Linked DNA regions of Homo sapiens: region 1 is linked to region 2. Evidence: read pairs that join two places in POLR2A ChIA-PET (ENCODE). Cell type or tissue: A673. All regions are shown on one strand. Links, peaks and the distances in the headings refer to the core of each region. The heading gives the core; the rest is flanking DNA.

Evidence for each region. ChIA-PET counts read pairs that join two places held together with the same protein. Peaks named below come from ENCODE experiments on the same cell type or tissue, not always from the same donor. Only the 100,000 strongest peaks of a DNase experiment are listed, where the experiment ranks them.
Region 1: POLR2A ChIA-PET joins it to region 2 with 24 read pairs; 3 of 35 experiments call an interaction of 5 or more read pairs at or near these places.

The regions. Positions count from the first base shown.
Region 1 is chr14:54,956,817-54,966,984 of GRCh38, forward strand. WDHD1 (WD repeat and HMG-box DNA binding protein 1) reads right to left here. Exons shown (of 26, transcript NM_007086.4): 18 at 9,659-9,790; 19 at 6,136-6,356; 20 at 5,922-6,037; 21 at 5,682-5,735; 22 at 776-819; 23 at 218-388. Among named protein-coding and RNA genes, the nearest start is that of GCH1, 59 kb to the left of the region's middle. In A673, for the core only: no CTCF peak of the experiment used is centred there; no DNase peak of the experiment used is centred there.
Region 2 is chr14:54,669,643-54,679,810 of GRCh38, forward strand. All of the region lies in intron 2 of SAMD4A (sterile alpha motif domain containing 4A), which reads left to right. Among named protein-coding and RNA genes, the nearest start is that of SAMD4A-AS1, 13 kb to the right of the region's middle. In A673, for the core only: no CTCF peak of the experiment used is centred there; DNase peaks (open chromatin) are centred at 4,459 and 6,119; H3K27ac peaks cover 408 bases.

The DNA.
Region 1 (10,168 bases), core at 4,123-8,122, 290 kb after region 2:
TGGGCTCAAGTGATCCTCCCACCTCAGCCTCCTGAGTATCTGGGACTACAGGTATGTGCCACTGTGCCTAGCTGCAAAAACAGAATTGAACCCACTTCCCTAGCAAGACAATTGTAAACAATCAGAACCTCCTATCCTATATCTGAAACAGTGAACAAAACTGAAGACAAACAGATCCCATGCTGCTTACTGCAGATGAGGGTAGCTGAAACAGTACCTGCTTAGGCTTCGGCTTTGGAATCAGAGGCTTTATAATGGGAGACTTTTCATTATTTGTAGTTCGACTAAGTGCAGTGGATTTCTTGGATGATTTGCCCATATTGTCTAAAATATTAGTTGAACGTGCTGAATTCATTGACATGGCTGGTTCTTTGGAACTGGCTGATACCTAAAGAGCAAACTAGTGTTAGCACTGTATGTTTAAAGAAGAAAAATAAAATCCCAAGAGACTTATTTTTTCTTGAAATTTCTGTTAAGTTTGTATTGCCATCTCATCTTTAGAACTAAATACATTTGGTACAATCCAAATTAAGAATGATACGTATATTCCCAAATACCACATCCCCAAGAAAGACAGAGGTATCTTTCAAAACCATAGGTACTTAGAAGGTAAGTAGAAAAGACAACTCTCAGCCCAAGTGCTGCTTTCTTCTGTTTCCACACAGATCAGTCTTTCATGCCTCCAAGTCTGGGGAGAGTCATCTCATCATTTGGAAATATTTCTTTGTATACAAATGTATTTAAATAATATAAAACATCACTTGGAAGAGTTTACCTTAAAGGGATTTACTCGTCCTTGGCTGCTAAAGGTAACTGCACCTTTCACAAAAAAGAAACCCTTGCTTAATAATGGTAGAAAATAGATGACTTCTGACATCTATAATACTAGACAGAGTATTTTAATCCCCATTAAATGAAAACAAATGTATTTTGCAACTTTTCAAAACTATTAACAACAGATATCCTCTTTCCTACTTCTAAGCCAAAATAAAAGCTATTAAATGTGAACCACCCCAACGTGCCACTATGAAACATATTCAGTATGTACAGATCTTTTATCTTCTGTTACTGCGGAAGAGTGGCAGCTCGTCTGAGCTAAGGTTAGTAATCCCTTTACTTGTGTTCTGCATCCCATGCCCTCCTGCTTTGTCAGAAAACCTGACCTATCAAGTTTCTTGACATCCTACATCTTTGACTTTTCCCTATTTATTGGCCCCTAAAGTCTCCCAACTTAAAAAGAAACAAAAAACAAACCTTCTCTACCCCACATTCCTTCCAGTCACCATTTTCTCTCGCCTCCTCCATCCAGCCATTTTTTTTTTTTTTTGAGACAGAGTCTCGCTCTTGTTGCCCAAGCTGGAGGGCAATGGTGTGATCTCGGCTCACTGCAAAGTCCACCTCCCAGGTTCAGGCGATTCTACTGTCTCAGCCTCCCGAATTGCTGGGATTACAGGCGCCTGCTACCACGCCCGGCTAATTTTTGTATTTTTAATAGAGACAGGGTTTCACCATGTTGGCCAGGCTGGTCTTGAACTCCTGACCTCAGGTGATCCGTCTGCCTTGGCCTCCCACAGTGCTGGGATTACAAGCATGAGCCACCACGCCCGGTCATCCAGCCAAATTTTTCCAAGAACTGTTGACACTATTATCATTTCCTCACCACCCATACATTCCTCCATACAATATAGCACTTCCAGCTCTACCACCCTACAGAATCTCCTCTTGCTAAGGCCCTCAGTGATCTCTACATTGTCAAATCTGGTGGATACCTTTCAGTCACCTTGTTTGCTCTATCAATGGCATCCCACATAGCTGACTGTTCCTTACTTCTTGATACTTTGTCCTCTCTTGACTTCTGAGATACTGCATTCCCTGACTTAGTTCCTTCCTCTCTGGACCTGTGGACTCATTGTGTTCCAATAGTTGGTTCCTCCTCTTCCTCTACCTGATGCTCAAATGTTGGAGATTCCCTAGGCTTAAGCTCATTTTTCTTTTTGCTTTACATTCTCCCCCAATGCTTGCTTACCCATGCTCATGGTTTAAATTGCTATACTTATGCCAATGATTTTCACTTTGTATCTCTTGACCAGAATACTTCCCTGAGCTCCTGATTCAAATATCTGTCTTCACGACATTCTACTCACCTTACAGTAATTCATCATCTTCCTCTCTAAATCTGCTTTTCTCTAGTGTTTCCTGACTTAGGAAATGGCACCATCATTCACTCAAGTACTCAAGCCAGTGTTAACAAACTAATCTCTAATTAAGAGCTTTCCTGGCATGGTGGCTTAAGCCTGTAATCCCAGCACTTTGGGAGGCTGAGGAGGGAGGACTGCTTGAGCCCAGTTTAAGACTAGCATGGGTAACATAGGGAGACCCTGTCTCTACAAAAACAAAAAACAACAAAACAAAAAACCCAAACCAAAACAAAACTAGCCAGACATGGTGACACATGCCTGTGGTCCTAGTTACTTGGGAGGCTGAGGTGGAAAGATCGCTTGGGTCTGGGGGGTTGAGGCTGCAGTGAGCCATAATCACGCCACTGCACTCTAACCTGGATGACAGTCACACCCTGGCGGGGGGAAGAGGAGGGAGGGAGGGAGGGAAGAAGGAAGGGAGGGAGGGAGGCAGGCAGGCAGGCAGGCAGGCAGGCAGGAAATTTCTAGCTGAGCATGGCCACTTGTGCCTGTAATCCGAAAATTTTGGGAGGCTAAGGCAGGAGGGTCACTTAAGCCCAGGAGTTCCAGACCAGCTTCGGCAACAAAGCAAGCTCCTCTCTCTACAAAAAGTACACACAAAAAATTAACCAGGCATGGTGATGCACAACTGTAGTCATAGCTACTCAGTAGGGTGAGGCAGGAGGATCACCTGAGCATACGAGTTCAAGGCTGTAGCGAGCTAGGACTGCATCACTGCACTCCAACTCTGCTCCAGTCTGAGTGACAAAGCAAGATACCCTGTATCCGCACCCCCCCCACCAAACAAAAAAAACAAACAAAAAAACCTTTCCATCTAGCCAATAAAAATTGTTTTATTTATCTCGTTTCTGAAAATACTTTATAAAAGTTTCCCCTTTTGTCTCTCCTGGCAGAGTGCTAGCCCCTTGCGGTTTGGTGCCTCCCTGATTCATGAATCACTGAATGTTCAAATTAATCCTTCAAGATTCAAATGTGCTTAAGTTTTTCTTCTATTACAAGAAACTGAGAATCACTCTTTACGCCCTGAACTCCTACACTCTCTTCATCATCTTCAGAAATAGCTCTCCAACTCTGCCCATTCTTTCTAACATCACCATCACCACCCTAGCTCAGGCCCTTATTCAATCTCATTTGGACTGCCTCTGTAGTTTGTTTGTTTATTTATTTATTTGAGATGGAGTCTCGCTCTGTCGCCCAGGCTGGAGTGCGGTGGTATGATCTCACCTCACTGCAAGCTCTGCCTCCCGGGTTCACGCCATTCTCCTGCCTCAGCCTCCCAAGTAGCTGGGATTACAGGTGCCTGTCACCATGCCCGGCTAATTTTTATGTATTTTTAGTAGAGACGGGGTTTCACTGTGTTCTTCAGGATGCTCTCAATCTCCTGACCTCGTGATCCACCCTCCTCAGCCTCCCAAAGTGCTGGGATTACAGGTGTGAGCCACCACGCCCAGCTTGTAGTCTCTTTATTTTTTAATTTTTATTTACTTCTTCTTATTATTATTTTAGATGAAGTCTCACTCTGTCACCTAGGCTGGAGTGCAGTGGCGTGATCTCCACTTACTGCAACTCCCCACTCCTGGATTCAAGCAATTCTCCTGCCTCAGCCTCCCGAGTAGCTGGGATTACAGGCATGAGCCACCATGCCCGGCTAATTTTTTTTTTTGTATTTTTAGTGGAGATGTGGTTTCACCATTTTGGCCAGGCTGGTCTTGAACTCCTGACCTCAAGTGCTCCACCTGCCTCGGCCTCCCAAAGTGCTGGAATTACAGGCGTGAGCCACCACGCCTGGCCTATTTATTTTTTGATACAGGGTCTTGCTCTGTCACCCAGGCTGGAGTGCAGTGGTGCAACCATAGCCTACTGCACCCTCGAACTCCTGGGCTCAAGATATCCTCCTGTCCCAGCCTCCCAAATACCTGGGACTACCGGTGTGTACTACCATGCCTGGCTAATATTTTTATTATTTACTTTTTGTAGAGATAGGGTTTCATTGTTTCCAAGGCTGGTCTCAAACGTCTGGTCTCAAGTGATCCTTCCACCTTGGCCTCTCAAAATGCTGAGGTTACAGACATGAGCCATCACACCTGGCCAGTAGTCTATTATCTGTTCTTCTTCAGCACAGTGTGCCATGCTATACCTCTGCTTAAAACCTACAACAGTCTCTCAGTGACCTTAGAATAAAGAGCAAAATCCTGACCGGGTGTGGTGGCTCACACCTGCAGGTCCAACAACTTTGGGATGTGGAGGTGAGGAAATTGCTTGAGTTTGAGACCAGCCTGGACAACAGAGTGACACCCCATCTCTATTAAAAAAAATAAAATAAAATAAAAAAAAGACCAAAATCCTTAATATGGCCTACACAGATCTGCATGACTTGGCTCCTGCCCATCACTCCGAAACCCTTCAGCACCACTTTCTCTTTGCTCTCTGAGCTTTTCACACCACCCTTTTGCAGCCTTCAGTTCACACATACTGTTCCTTAAGCCCAAATGCTTCTCTTCTGCTCCTGTTCCCATGCACCTTTGCCTTGCTGACTGTTATTCATCCTTCAGGTCTCTGCTGTAAACACTCCATGAGGCCTGCCTTGAAGTCCCTACCCATCCTCCACCACTGGCTAGATGACAGCTATGTGTCATACGCTCTTTTCATATTCTACATGTTTTTTAAGTTAATTTTTTTAAATCAAAGTAACATATGTCCACAGTTTAAAAAGTCAAATGGTACTATAAGGTTTATGCTCCCCACCAAAAAAGGGCCAGCAGTGCCTTACTTCAACCTTCTCTTATCCCCCAGGCCCACTCCCTGTACGCAACCATTTTCAACTCCTTTTTTTTTTTTTTGAGATGGAGTCTCACTCCATTGCCCAGGCTGGAGTGCAATGGCACGATCTCGGCTCACTGCTACCTCCACCTCCTGAGTTCAAGTGATTCTCCTGCTTCAGCCTCCCGAGTAGCTGGGATTACAGGCACATACCACCACCCTCAGCTAATTTTTGTATTTTTAGTAGAGATGGGGTTTCACCGTGTTGGCCAGGCTAGTCTAGAACTCCTGACCTCGTTATCCGCCCACTCCGGCCTCCCAAAGTGCTGGGATTACAGGCGTGAGCCACTGCGCCCAGCCTTCAATTCCTTTTAACTGTTTCTCCAGTATCCTGCATGCTTCCTCAGTGATACCCAGATCTGTCTTCAACATCTGTCTTCTCAGCTGGGCTAAAATAGCATTAAAACAGAGATCAACCACACATGTCTGTTTGACTTCTGTATCCACCATTAAGTAAAATGCCTGACACTCAATAGGCATTTTATAAACATCTGTTAAATGACCATAGCTTCACAAACAACATCTGAGATTAAAAAAACAAAAACATAAACACACACACACCAAAAGTGGCCTTAAGAGTTAAGGTGTATTTGCGTAGATGTGTCACTTTGCAGATGACTTGCAAAATTTCCTTGATATTACAAATTTATAAATATTTCTCACCTGACTTAGCTGAAACATCAGAGGAATTTGTACTTTTGGAAAACGAGTTCTGTCCTACAGATTAAAATAAAGCAATATAATGTAAATGGGGAAAATATAGTCATCCTCAATATACAACAACCAGATAGCAAAGAGGTCTGAAAAAAAGTATGAGTATTCAATTTCCCTCAGTTAAGCAAAATGGGAAAAGCCACATCCATGATAGTTCTCATGATTTATGGGCTTGAAAATGTATCTCACCAGGCTTATGTATTTCTGGTTTTTCTTCATCATCAGCTTCTCCACTGTCCTCAGCATCTTCTTCAACTTGATTTCTGAACCTTGGTTGGCTCCACTCTGTAGCAGTATTGCTGTAACTAAGAGAAAATAATATTATTCAATAAAGAGCTATGCAAAGACCAACTTAACATTCAAGACAGTAAAGGAAAATTCAAACAACTAAATTATTTCTTACCCAGCATTCAGCTTTTTTCTGAAATCTTCTTCTTCTTCTTCCTCTTCCACCTGGGTTGCTGTCAATTCGGCTGCCTTCTCTACAGCCAGTTCACTTAGTTTTTGAGCCAGTATTAATTTCCGAGAGCGAGAAGCATATTTAATGGCTAAATTCACAGCATTTTGAGTCATTAGATCAGCAAGTTCCACACAACGGAATTCTCGCTCCAGTTTACAAGAAAGCTAATCCAAAAAGGGGGGGGGGGGGGAGATCAAATAACATCAAGTAAAACTTTTTAAAGATACTGACACTACTAGTAAAACTGAGACAATAGTTTTCTAGCTACTCTATCTCCCTAATTCTAAGATGCACATTTTTACAAGTTTTAACATCTCTGAAATTGGAATTACAATTAATTACAATTAATGGTGGGTCAGTTTGGCAGCATTTTTATGTCTCCATGGCTTAAATGAATAAAGTAATGGTGCACTATGCAATAAACAGTGGCTTAGATTTGATGAAATATTACATACCACTTTAATCTACTAATTGCAAGAAAATTAAGAAATTTGTTTAAAAAATTCAAGGGGGAGGCTGGGCACGGTGGCTCACGCCTGTAATACCAGTGCTTTGGGAGGCCCAGATGGGTGGATCATGAGGTGAGGAGTTCGAGATCAGCCTGGCCAATATGGCAAAACCCCGTCTCTACTAAAAACACAATTAGCCAGGCGTGGTGGCGTGCGCCTGTAATCCCAGCTACTCGGGAAGCTGAGGCAGGAGAATCGCTTGAACCCGGGAGGTGGAGGTTGCAGTGAGCCAAGATTGCACCACTGCACTCCAGCCTGGGCGAGAAAGCGAGACTCTGTCTCAAAAAAAAAAAAAAAAAAAAAAATCAAGGGGGCCAGGTGTGCTGGCTCACACCTGTAATCCTAGCACTTTGGAAGGCCAAGGCAGAGGGACTGCTAGAGGCCAGGAGTTTGAGACTAACCTGGGCAACACAGTGAGACCCTATAACTACAAAAAATAAATTAGCTGGGCGTGGTGGCATGCACCTGCAGTCTTATCTACTCAGGAGCCTGAGACAGGAGGTTCACTAGAGCCCAGGAGGTTGAGGCTGCAGTGAGTTACAATCTTGCCACTGTACTCTAGCCTGGGTAACAGAGTGAGACCCTTTCTCTAAAAAATACAAAAAAGAAAAACAACAAACTGAGAAAAGTTGGTATTTTGAAGATTACTAAGGGTCTCCTAATTCATAGTGTATTAGAACTATTTTCTTACTTAGATATTCCATGTCTGATCCATCAGCACAAAAGCTTTAGATATTCACCTGGATGCCCTTTTCAAGATTTTTAGTATCATTTATCTATAATCAGTACTTCTTAATCGGGATGGTACACTGCCTCAGGGGGCATTTAGAAATAAAAAGGAAGCCGGGCGCAGTGGCTCACACCTGTAATCCTAGCACTTTGGGAGACTGAGACAGGTGGATCACAAGGTCAGGAGATCGAGACCATACTGGCTAACACGGTGAAACACAGTCTCTATTAAAAATACAAAAAATTAGCTGGTGTGGTGGCAGACAACTGTAGTCCCAGCTACTCGGGAGGCTGAGGCAGGAGAATGGCGTGAACCTGGGAGGCGGAGCTTGCAGTGAGCAGAGATCGCGCCACTGCACTCCAGCCTGGGCAACAGAGCGAGACTTCGTTTCAAAAAAAAAAAAAGAAATAAAAAGGAATAGTCTGGTTTCCACAGTGACTATTCTGAACTAAAGGCATTTGCCCGGGGGTCAGGAATGCTAAAGAAGAACTCAACAATCCCCTTGAACTCCTGGGCTCAAGATATCCTCCTGCCCTGGCATCTTTGATATGAGTCCCCTGGTATTTTTGATATGAGAAACACTGCCACAGGGAAAAGCTCCTCTAGGCTAAATAGCAAATACATGAAATATGTTTCCTTATATGTGTTGTACAAATAAAAAGGCTACTAGTTCCTGGACCACAAGTAACACTTTATAAAAGGAATAAAACTTTTTCTACAATAAACTGAGTTTTCTTAATACCAAACTTAAGGCCATGTTGCATAAAGGTGACAGTAGTGAGTACTACCTTTTGGAGACAAGAGTGGCAATTTGCTCTGTGGTCTCATATACCACTTTTCTCTAAGAACCTTTTTTCTCCAATTTTAAAATTAAAAGTCTGGACCATTCACTCTTGTCAACAAATATCGAGGTCTACTATGTGTTAAGCCACCATGTCAGTGCCTGGCATACAGCAGTGAGCAGGTCTCTGCCCTCTGGGGCATAAAGTCTAGTGTAAGACAAATAAAGAAGAAATGATACTATACTCCTCTCCATAAACCAACCTTGAGTGGGGACACAAGCACAGGAACTTTAAGACACCCTGCTCCAAAGATAAATGTACTTAAATATTCTAGACACCAAACCTGGCCACTGGTCACAAATAAATTTTCATCACACACAGCTGCCTAACTCAAAGAGGATGACAAAAGGCAGGCATATCTAACAGCCCGATCAAAGTTCTTAAGATTGCCCAGCCCTGGAGATTAAAAAACAGTATATACTCAAACTTTGTAAAATAATAACAGAAACTAGAGCAGTGGTTCTCAGTTACCTTGAGAGCCCGTTAAAACATAGACTGATGGGCAAAAGCAAAAGGGAAGTAGCCCTAGAGATGTTTATTCCTGCACATGATCTTAGCTACAAGGTACTGTTTTATTTATTTTAGGCTGGGCACGGTGGCTCATGCCTGTGATCCCAGCACTTTCGGAGGCCGAGGCAGGTGAATTACCTGAGGTCAGGAGTTCAAGACCAGCCTGACCAATGTGGTGAAACCCTGTTTCTACTAAAAATACAAAAATTAGCCAGGCATGGTGGCACACGCCTGTAGTCCCAGCTACTCGGAAGGTTGAGGCAGGAGAATCACTTGAACCCGGGAAGTGGAGGTTGCAGTAAGCCAAGACTGCACAACTGCACTTCAGCCTGAGAAACAAGAGCGAAACTCCGCCTAAAAAAAAAAAAAGAAAAAAATTTTAACTGCAAGACCAACTAGAAGATAGAACTTTACAAGGGAAAACACCACCAGATAAAACTTAAGAATGGCTGGGTGTGGTGGCTCACACCTGTAATCCCAGCACTTTGGGAGGCTGAGGCGGGCGGATCACGAGGTCAGGAGTTCGAGACCAGTCGGGCCAACATAGGGAAACCCCATCTCTACTAAAAAAAAAAAAAAAAAAAAAAAATTAGCTAGGCGTGGTGGTGTGTGCCTGTAATCCTAGCTACTCGGGAGGCTGAGGCAGAATTGCGTGAACCCGGGAGGCAGAGGTTGCAGTGAGCCGAGATCGCACCACTGCACTCCAGCCTGGGTGACAGAACGAGACTCCGTCGCACAAAAAACAACAACAACAACAAAAAAAAACTTAAGAATCTTAGGTTGTGGGACTTAGTCCTAATGCACAGACCTTTAAGAAATTCAACCTATAGAAAAGCATTTAACTTTAACGTTTTCAGTATATTTATTTTACTCACCGCAAGCATTTTCATTAAAAGTTCCTGTTGCTCTTTTGTTGCTTGATTTTTAGTGCTCTCTTCATATTCATAACCATTTTTAGCTAAATAATCAAGGTGGTTGTGAAATATAACTGAACGCCAAAATTGCTCCTATAAAAGCAAATAAAATTGCTTAAGGCCAACTATCACCTTAATATGAGGCAAGCGTTAAATATTTATCTTAAGATACCAGTTTTTGAATAAAATATGTTCTGAACTCTTCCTTTCTATAAGTTTATTTTACAATTTAAATTCTAGTGTGATACTACAGCTTAACTTTTTCCCCTATCCTTAAAAAAGGCAGCTGGGGAGGAATACAGCATTTAAAACAGTTTCCTAGCTATCATAATTAATGCTCAGAGAATTTGGTAAACAAGATTTTTAAAAGCTAACTTGTTTCTTATTTAGAATAACTAACTGCAAGATTTCAAATGACTTTTGATGACACAAGGCTAGGACTAGGGTCAGGCAAGCCAGGTGTTATGGCAC
Region 2 (10,168 bases), core at 2,509-6,508:
CACTGTTGGTGTTGGTTTTTAACTAGGCCCCCACTAGGTATTGCTGTTCCTGCCTATAATTAGCACCTCTTTTCTCTCACACACAGAAAAGTCTGTCTTAAACATATTGTGAGCTTCAGAGCATGTTAAAGAAAGTTGTCTGTCGCTTAGTAGCATGGAAAGATGACGTTGCCAGCATGCAGGGAACGCTTTGCACCAAGAATCCCGGAGTGAATCGAATAATATTCCAGATTCTATGAATCAGAGCTGAATCATGTTTAAGTGTATGCTGCGTTTTGAGGGATTCCCTTCTGCCCCCCCAGCCCCCTGGGGTGAAAAGCACTGCTTTTCCTGTGTAAAGAAAAAACGTTCACACCCAGACCAGTGAAATGTTTTTGTGGCCACGTTGTGAACGCACTGAGTGTTTGTTGTGGCCCAACTAAGACAACTTTATAGATTAATGAAGAGTGATGTATCCTTTCTTCCGAACAGAACATTTAGTTCTCGCTCTGCCTGTCTGACCCCAAGCAAGTCTGTCTGGCCCCATCCCTCATTCCCCGCCCCCATCTGCACCACCCTCTTGTAAATCTCTTAGTACATTTTTGTGATCGCCGTCCAGTCTGTTCCTAGGCATTAAGGACTCTCTGAGCTTTGTGAAAGTAGGTTACCGTTCATCTGGTTTCTTGGAAGAAATGTGCATGTGTAAGGGTAGCTTTTCACATAAAAGACCAAAACCACGAAATCCAGGAAGCCAAGAATGAATGGGCCCAGGTGACTTGCCTTTCTTAACTCTTACAGAAAGCGAAGCTCCTTCAGGGCTAAGAAAGGCATTGCTGTGTAGAGGACGGAGCCAGACGAAGCCTGGGGGAGGCAGAACTGGGTTCAAGCCTCAGCATTATGTTTTACCAGCTTTTGACCTCGGCCAAATGACTTAACTTTTCTGAATCACAATTCCCATCTGTAAAATAAGGATAATAAAGCCTGGCTTGTAGGCTTATTGAAAGAATTACAAATATAGGATATAAAGTGCCTAGCACGTGGTATGTGATTGATGGTAGCTGTTGTTATTGCTGCAATTGTTGTCTTCATATCATTGTTACCACCTCTACAAGTAGCTCTTGTATGTGGAGGGAACAGAGGAGAACTTAACTGCTGTTGCCTCCCATGCTCATAAGACATAGCTTTGACCTTCAAGACTACCTGCATTCCTTACCAATAGCAGCTAAAATTGCTCCTAAAACAACAAAAGTAAATATAAACATTGCAGCCACATAGAGATGAACACAAAGAAGGAAGTGTTCCTCATTCCAGCAGGAGATCCCTTAGCTGAGTGAATTCTTTTTCCCCTCCTTCCACCGATAAATATTGACAGGCACCCACCGAGGATGTGCAGAGCTCAGGCGTGGCTGAGGGGACCCAAGTTGAATCAGACATGGATTCTGTCTTCAAGAAGCTTACCATCTGCCAGGAAAGATGAAAAATGAAAGATAAGTGTGGCGAAAGTGAGGCAGAAAATGGTTAGATCGTAAGAGAAAGATCACTGAAGGGCTCTGGAACTTGGAAGGAAAAAGTAATTTTAGCTGGAGTTGGGACATGGGAGTTTTATGGAAGAGGCAGCCCAGCCCAGCAGCATCACTGTTAGGGACACAGATTCTGGGGTTTGAACCTTGGCTTTACTACTTATTTGTTGTGGCTTCTTGTGCAAGCTAGGTCCCATCTCCATGCTTCTGCTTCCTCATCTTTGAAATCTGGATAATAATAGTACCTAGGGGTGTTGTAAGGATTAAGTGAGATATGGAAAGTGCTTAGAACAGCACCTAGTGAGTGCAATGGGAGTGATTGTTAAATGAGTTTGTCAAAGGACAGGTATAGATTTGGCCTTCAAGGAGAGGTGGGCAGTGTTTGTCCAGGAGGAAGCACAGCCAAGGCAGAGGCTGGGCTGAGTGAGGCACAGGGTTAGAGAAGGTGAGAGGTGCAGAGGGCAGCTTGGGACAAGTGTCAGGCCTAGAATCTTGGACTTTACTGAACACGTGGAACGAACTCAGTCTTCCAGAATTCTGTAGTGGGTGTGTGTGAAGCCTGAATCTGAACCTGTCTCAGAGTAGGTTTCTACATCTCAGTGCCAGTGAATGTGGCAATGAACCAGCTGCCAGCAGGCATGAAATCAAAGCTTGGATTATCAGGGCTCAACGCATAGGCCTGAATTGACACCTCAGGGAAGAGGTGCGACAGGGCCCTAGCAGGAAGCTGAACTTTGGGGCAAGAGAAGGGGTGGTGCTGCAGAGGCATTGGGGTGGGGGCAGGAATGGAGAGTAGTGTTAGGGGGAGATTGGGAGATGGGGAGAAGGAAAATGTCACACCATTACCCCCATCTACTGCTTCCTTTTCTGTTTATAGTGTTTTTTTTTTTTTTTTTTTCTTCAGGGTATAGTCAGCCATTCTGCTTTGGAATTTGTTTTTGTTTTTAATTTAAATTTATTTTTTTTTGAGATGGGGTCTTGCCTTGTTGCCCAGGCTGGACTGGAACCCCTGGGTTCAAGCGATTCTCCCACTTCAGCTTTTGGAGTAGCTGGGAGTACGGGCATATGCCACCACATCCAGCTGTTTTTTTTGTGTTTTTTTCCCTCTTTTAAATTTTTTCGAGCCTTGGGATGCCTGTCAGCCACTTAAATGCAGTCATCTTTACTCTTCCTAAGCGCAGAAGGGTGTACGAGGGTGGAGGGAAGGTGGGAAGATTAAAACCAACCGTGGGAGACTATTTTCAGTCATCTGCAGACGTCTCACTTTGTCATGATGTGGAATCTGTCACTCTCTGCCTCCTCTTCTACCTATCTATAGCTGGAATTCCGTAAGACTTCAGAAAAGGCTGACTAAGGTTCACAGGGCCCCTGAGAGGGTGCCCTGTCATCCTGGGATTTGTTTTCCAAATTAAAAATTGGAGGATTTGAACACTAGGTTTGATCTGCTTTTAACTTTAGCTGCATAAAGGTTATCATGAATTTTTTTTAAATCTAACTTATTAGACAAGAATAGTATTATTTTTTAAGGGTTATAAGGATGTAGGGCAATTTCTAAGACCACATGTAAGTCATTTAAAATTCTTTTTGGTACAAGGTAGCATGTAAATAAGTCTATGTATGTACTAAATCAAGATCAATTACCATAAAATGTCTGTCTGTAACATGGGAACAATGAAATGATGAAGTGCAACTGTAAAGTAATTTGTTGCTCTGAAACCAGCTATGCATCTTCCCACGAAGTGACTAAGAGTGAAATATCACCGTGTTAACAGTTAGGAGAGTGATTTTCTGGCCCAAGATACATTTTGCCGGCATTAGAGACTCACCGGAAGAGATCTTGAATGATCTCCAGAGAGGTACCTGGGACCCTTTCTCGAAGGTTACCTTGCAGGCTTGGAAGGTAGACAAGCATATTTGTAAATGATGGGAAGTATTTGCTGATTTGGGCTTTAAAGGAATTTACTTTCATATTCCTCCAGTGGCTCTTTTCCAGAGCACTATAATCCATGCTTGGAAACTATTCTTTATCCATCATATCCTTGCTGAAGAGTAAAGTTTGCCCCACAGCTGTCTGACAGCCAAGTCACCCCAATTTCAATGGGAGCAGCACATGTTTGTCCAGAGCTAGAATTTGGCTCTTTCACGCTCAGGCCTAAAGGGCCTGTTTAATATATTATGTAAGAAAGAATGAGATCATATAAATAGTCCTGGCTCCTACCTTGCACCAAAAGTCATCCTTATTTGGTGCTTCCAAAGTTAGAAAACAATACAGGCAATAAAAACATTCTCAGGATCATGAATAAATAATGGCTACCTTGTACTCAACCATGGGTTTTGTGACGGCAGCGTCAGCATAGCGGGCTGCCTGCTGCTTTTAGCACTGGAAATTTGGACTGGTTTCATTTAACCTCTCAGCTGCTTAGAAGGAACACTCTGGAAGTCCACTGAATTCTCACCTGCTTTCGGGATGCCCAGGCATCACTGGGACAAAGCTGTCTACCGAAGCCCTGGGTCCTGTGGGCAGGGGTGGGAGGGCTCTGCAGCCCTTAGGAGGGAGCAGCAGCCCAGCCCCAGCAGGCCATCTACAGGGCCTTAGGCAGCTGAGTCTAAGAAGAGAGAGCCTAGCACTTCTTCCGGTCATCTTATTGACTGAGCTGAAGGGAGATCAAATTTCGGTCTTCTGTCTGTGTAAATAGTAATGGCTATCGCTCTTAAACTTCAGACCTCAGCTCATGGATCTGGATTGGTTTATTTTTGAGAGCTGAACTCTGGAGGCCACTCTTCCCTACTTTCTGAAGCGTTTGATGCCTCTATCTGAGCATGGAACCTACTCTGAGTCATCAGACGCCACGCTTAGGGCACATAGAATTAAGTCGGGGGAGTGATGAAAATTCATTCACTTCTCTCCTCTGGGACCTAAATCCATTTTAGCATTCCACTTGAATCCAACAAGGAATGCCAAAATATTAAAGTGTGGCATTCTCATTCTTTTCTCTGGAAAGAAGTGTTTATGCAAAGGAGGCCTAGGTCCCTGCAGAGTCGGCAAGAAGCCTGGCAAGAGGTTTGTCTCATTTAAGCAGTAAATATATTCAGTGGCAGCAGAGATACTGCCAAGTAAGTTTATTCCATTTTTAGGGAGGGAAGGGCAGGAGTTTTGCTGCTCCTTTAAGTTGCTTTTTGCTTTTAAATTTTTTGCATGAGGTTCTCTAAAAAAGTAAGACTGTAAAAGCAGCTTGTTCAAAACTTGACCTCTTCGGCATGCCCAAGAATTTGTGAAACAAAAGAGAAGGCAATGGATAATTGATTCTGTTCTCTAAAGGCCCTTCTGACACTGGTCAGGTACTGGTGTGGTTTCTACTGGTGTAGAAACTGGTGTAGATACTGGTGTAGATACTGGTGTGGTTTCTACTGGTGTGGTTTCTACCATGCAGGCGTTTAGTCTCTGCCAGCAGGAGGACACAGATGGTGTCTACCTTTCTACAGATGTCTTTAAATGTCAAAGACATGAGAAGAGAATCTATTGACATTCTTATCATTGTGACAATGTGGTAGATCCCTTAGCATTACCTATGCCCTAAATGATACTCAAATAAGTGGGCTAGGGAAAGATTTTATTTTATTTTTGAGACAGGGTCTCACTCTGTCACCCAGGCTGTAGTGCAGTGGCATGATCACGGCTCACAGCAGCCTCAACCTCCTGGAAATCAAGTGATCCTCCCACCTCAGCCTCTTGAGTACTGGGAATATTAGGCCCGTGCCATGATGCCCAGCGAATTTTGAAATTTATTTTTTGTAGAGATGAGGTCTCACTGTGTTGCCCAGGCTGCTCTCGAGCTCCCAGGTTCAAACGATCGTCCCACCTCAGTCTTCCAAAGTGCTGGGATTACAGGTGTGAGCCACTGTGGTTGGCTCAGTAGGGAGAGATTTTAAAAGAAAGCAGAAGGCCAGGCATGGTGGCTCGCGCCTGTAATCCAAGCACTTTGGGAGGCTGAGGCGGGTGGATCACCTGAGGTCAGGAGTTCGAGACCAGCTTGGCCAACCTGGTGAAACCCCGTCTCTACTAAAAATATAAAAATTAGCCGGGCGTGGTGGCGGGCGCCTGTAATCCCAGTTACTCAGGAGGCTGAGGCAGGAGAATCACTTGAACCTAGGAGGTGGAGGTTGCAGTGAGCCGAGATTGTGCCATTGCACTCTAGCCTGGGCAACAAGAGTGAAACTCCGTCTCCAAAAAAAAAAAAAAAAAAAAGGCAGAGAATCCCCTACCATGGAGAGCAGCTTATTTTATGACCAACAAGTCACAGAACCTTTGAAATTTTTGCTTGAGAGTCAAACTTTAAACTTATTCCTTAGCTATGCTTTAGGTCTGACTAAGCAATAGTGTAAGGACATGAGAAACAATGTTGCAGCAGGGGAGAGCTTCAAAGTCTTTACTTTGTTACTAAATGTGAGATTTAGGAACTGTGTGATTTAATTGAAGTGATTGCTTCTGGTAGAATTCAATAGAGTTGTCATATCAAATTAAGTTTTATCGAGTTTCACCAGATAGGGATATTCACTAGCCTGAATACCAACACAGTATGTGCTCACCACATTTTTGAAAGTGAGGCGAGAGTCACCCTGCAGTACAAATGAGCTTGCCATAATTGGCCTGTTTTAATACTCTGTGGTTATGGGGACATCAGAGCTCCCATGAACAAGTGAGAGGTTTGTTAGGAAGATCTCACGGTAGAGAGTCCTTGCTCGTGAGGTTTGGAAAACTCAGTTCTTCAGTCAGTGTCTTGCACAGGCACAAACCTTAGCCTAAATATAGAAGGCTAAAAAAGAATCCTTCCACGGGAGGGCTCCCTTAAATTAGCTCAGTTAATCTATTCATCTGTGTGTGCTGACTCGTGCCTAAACATTAGAGGCCAAATCCAAAAAAAGAAAAAGCAAGGCCGCGACTCAATACTAAGAAAGATGGAGAACAACTGAGTATGATCCTGTACAAAGGAGCCCCTGAATACCACAGCAGCTCCATGTTCGATCTGAGATGTACTGGCTCCTGACAGTCACCCTAACTACTTCACCTCTCATTTTGGTATTAAAAGTGCCTTTGGCGTATTCAGATATCTCCATTTTTCATGGTTGTACTCAGTTTTCAAATCATCCTATGGTATTGGTTTCAAACAAGATCAGAAGTTCTAAAAAGATGTTAACCATTTTATGCTTTTAGTACTTTCCTTTCTTTTCTTTTTTCTTTTCTTTTCTTTGAGACAGAGTCTTGCTCTATCACCCAGGCTGGAGTGCAGTGGCACAATCTTGCTTGGCTCACTGTAACCTCCGCCTCCCAAGTTCAAGCGATTCTCCTGCCTCAGTCTCCTGAGTAGCTGGGGCTACAGGCACGAGCCACCACACCCAGCTAATTTTTTTTTTTTTATTTCTAGTAAAGACAGGGTTTCACCATGTTGGCAAGGCTGGTCTCAAACTCCTGACCTCAGGTGTTCCACCCGCCTCAGCCTCCCAGAGTGCTGGGATTACAGGCGTGAACCACTGTGCCTATTCTGCTTTTAGTTCTTTCAGTATATTTCCACCTTGCCAGGAAATTGCTAGCCTTCTAATATTGCTGATTTCTTTATTTAGTAGGTGGTCCAGGATGACAATGCTTTAGGCCTTCATCTCATAAACACAGTAAGCAATTCTCAAGAACGTGTAGGGTTAAAGAGATTTGGACTCCAATTTCCAAAACCGAAATGGCAGCAGGGAACATGACAGGATGCAGAAGAGATCCTCGCAGTCTAGAGCCTTGCATTATGCATTTTGCTTCCCACTGAAGCCAGAGATCCATTTTTATAGTCAGGTTTGTTGTTCCTGCTGAAACACGGCACATGCTCTGCCTGAATTCTGGCCATGTGTTTCCGTCGTTTAGTTATCTAACTTGTTATCTCCTGACTTCCCATTTCTCTGTGAAAGTCAGGTGGTGTAAGACACCCAAAGAAGAAAATCAGGAAAGGAGAAGGTGTTTGGAAGTGGTTCAGAGGTAGTGTTCTCTGTGTTAAGGGGGCTGTGGGACTGTCCTTGAAAAGCTATTTTTGATCCTAGCAGTTTTACTACACTTTGTAATGTTTGGGCAACCAAATTGGTCATGGTGTTAGAATCCTTATAATTGGGTGGATCTATGTTATTTTGCTATCTTCAGAGAAATGAATTTTATGAATATTTCTGTTTTAAAAGAACAAAACAGCAGCAAAAACCAATCCCTATTACCCTAACTCCTCCACGCACATAGTATTCTAATGTGGTTTATTCCTGAAACTGACTCATTCAGCTTTCTCCTGGAAGTTGTCAGAATGTACGCCTGGTTAATGGAGAAAATCAGTGCACTGCCCAGGCTGCACAATGCCATGACTCATTCCTGGCATTTCAGAGGCTTTGTAATGGAAATCGTAGTTCCAAGCTACGGTTCTTACCAAGTGGATATGTGAATGTTAATGAAACAAAGCAAAAGTCTCCGAGGATCCTGCATAACTCTCACCATAGATGTGGTGTTTGCTTGATGAAATGAAGATTTTTGTGGGGCAGATTGTTCCTCTCCATAACCCACACATTCTCGAATACCACAATATTGTTTTAATTAGTCTTATAAAACATAGTAAAATATTTGGCTTTGAAGAAAGAGGAACATTCTCTCCTATGTTGGAATTGTTTGGTTAAAAGGGCATTTTTTTCTATTGAATTAGTCTTTTGGGGTTTACACTAGTATCTGAATCCTTTCTAAATAGCTTCTAATGTTCTTCAGCAATTTGCATTCATTCATTCTGTCTGTCTGTCTATCAATCGTAAAGGAAAAGAAATATCTTTCTTTCCCAACACTAGGTTCGTGGCTGAGGCTCCTACAACAAAAGACAGATTTTAACAAGAGAAAAGCATACAAATTAATTCAAATATAAGTTTTGCATGACATGGGAGGCTTCAGAAAAGAAGACCCAAAGAAACAGAGAAATCTGCATATTTTATGCTTAGGTTTGATAAAGAATGCACAGTTGTGCAGAAGTATGATTGGGGGACAAAAGGATGTGATCTAATGGTAATAAACTTAAGGGAGTTTAGCAAGGCCTGTTTGTTCAGATTCTTCTTGGCATCTCTGTGTCGTTAAAAATAAGGATGTTCCTTTCCTCCAGGTACAGGGAGGGTACCTCTAGAATGAAGGTTTTATGACCTGCCTCAGGGGAGAAGGGAGGAGAATTTAAAAGTGACCTTCCTAATTCTGCTGTTTTCTCTAATACCAATGTGTCGTATTTTGGGCAGTCACCATTTGTGTGTGTGTGTGTGTGTGTGTGTGTGTGTGTGTGTGTGTGTGTGTGTGTGTGTGTGTGTGTGTGTGTGTGTGTGTGTGTGTAGGTCAGGTGGGGAGGGGTATGGAATATATGATCTTTTTTTTTTTTTTTTGAGACGGAGTCTCGCTCTTTCGCCCAGGCCGGAGTGCAGCGGCGCGATCACGGCTCACTGCAAGCTCCGCCTCCCGGGTTCACGCCATTCTCCTGCCTCAGCCTCCTGAGTAGCTGGGACTACAGGCGCCCGCCATCGCTTCCGGCTAATTTTTTGCATTTTTAGTAGAGACGGGGTTTCACCGTGTTAGCCAGGATGGTCTCGATCTCCTGACCTCGTGATCCGCCCGCCTCGGCCTCCCAAAGTGCTGGGATTACAGGCGTGAGCCACCGCGCCCGGCCTGATCTTTAGGGAAAGCATGGATAATTGAAACCCTGCATAATCCCAGCCTTTTATGCTACCTTCTTGTGGACTCGATCTTGTCTCCAAACTTCATTCAAATGCCATTCCTCTTTCTCTGTGCTATGTAAGGTTTAAAAATAGTAAATAGCCAAGAGATAGCAGGGAGAAGTGGGGGAAACAAGGAAGACAGACAGTTTGAACACTTATGTTTTATTGACTCGGATTTGGATTTTGTTTATGACAGACTAGTAGGACTTTGGGGAAACTCGCAGATAAGCTGGGTTTTTTTCTATCATTTTTGGAGATTATAGCAGGAGGTCAAATATTTAAAGTTGTTTTGGGTGATTCTAATGTGTCTACAATGCATTGGACCAGGAATATTCTGGAGCTGCTAGAAAGCAGACATTTAGAAGCAAGAGAAGAGCATGAGCAGTATCCCTTATCACTTAGCCACTTGATTCTGATCCTGGCTTCTCTAACAATAGCTCCTTGCTATGTGCTCTTAAAACACAAGTGCTAATATTATGAGAAATGAATTATATGAAAAACAGTCTAGTCTTTTCTAAAAATGCCAAAAATACCAATCTGCAACCAAGAACGTGTAAGCATGTTCTCCCCTTTCCAGATGATGCGGGATGCCAGGCAAAGACCAAGTTTCCATGGCTACCCTGAGGCCTGCATGGAAGTGGAGGCCTTAGTTTATAGGAGTGAAGGTCTTTAAATGAGGGCATCCAAAGTGAATGCCTATCATTATCCCAGTACTAAGTCTTTAGATGCACAAACCATTGTTTTCCATGTCATCCTTTGGAAGTGGCGGGTGATGGAAGACCATTTTGTGTATTTTTAATAGGAGGAAACTGAGGCACAAGAGATTACATTCCCAGAGCTAGAACCAAGTGCTGTGTCCCTGAGGTCCTGTCTGCAATTGGGAGACAACTCTGAACTGACCCCTTTTGCATTCC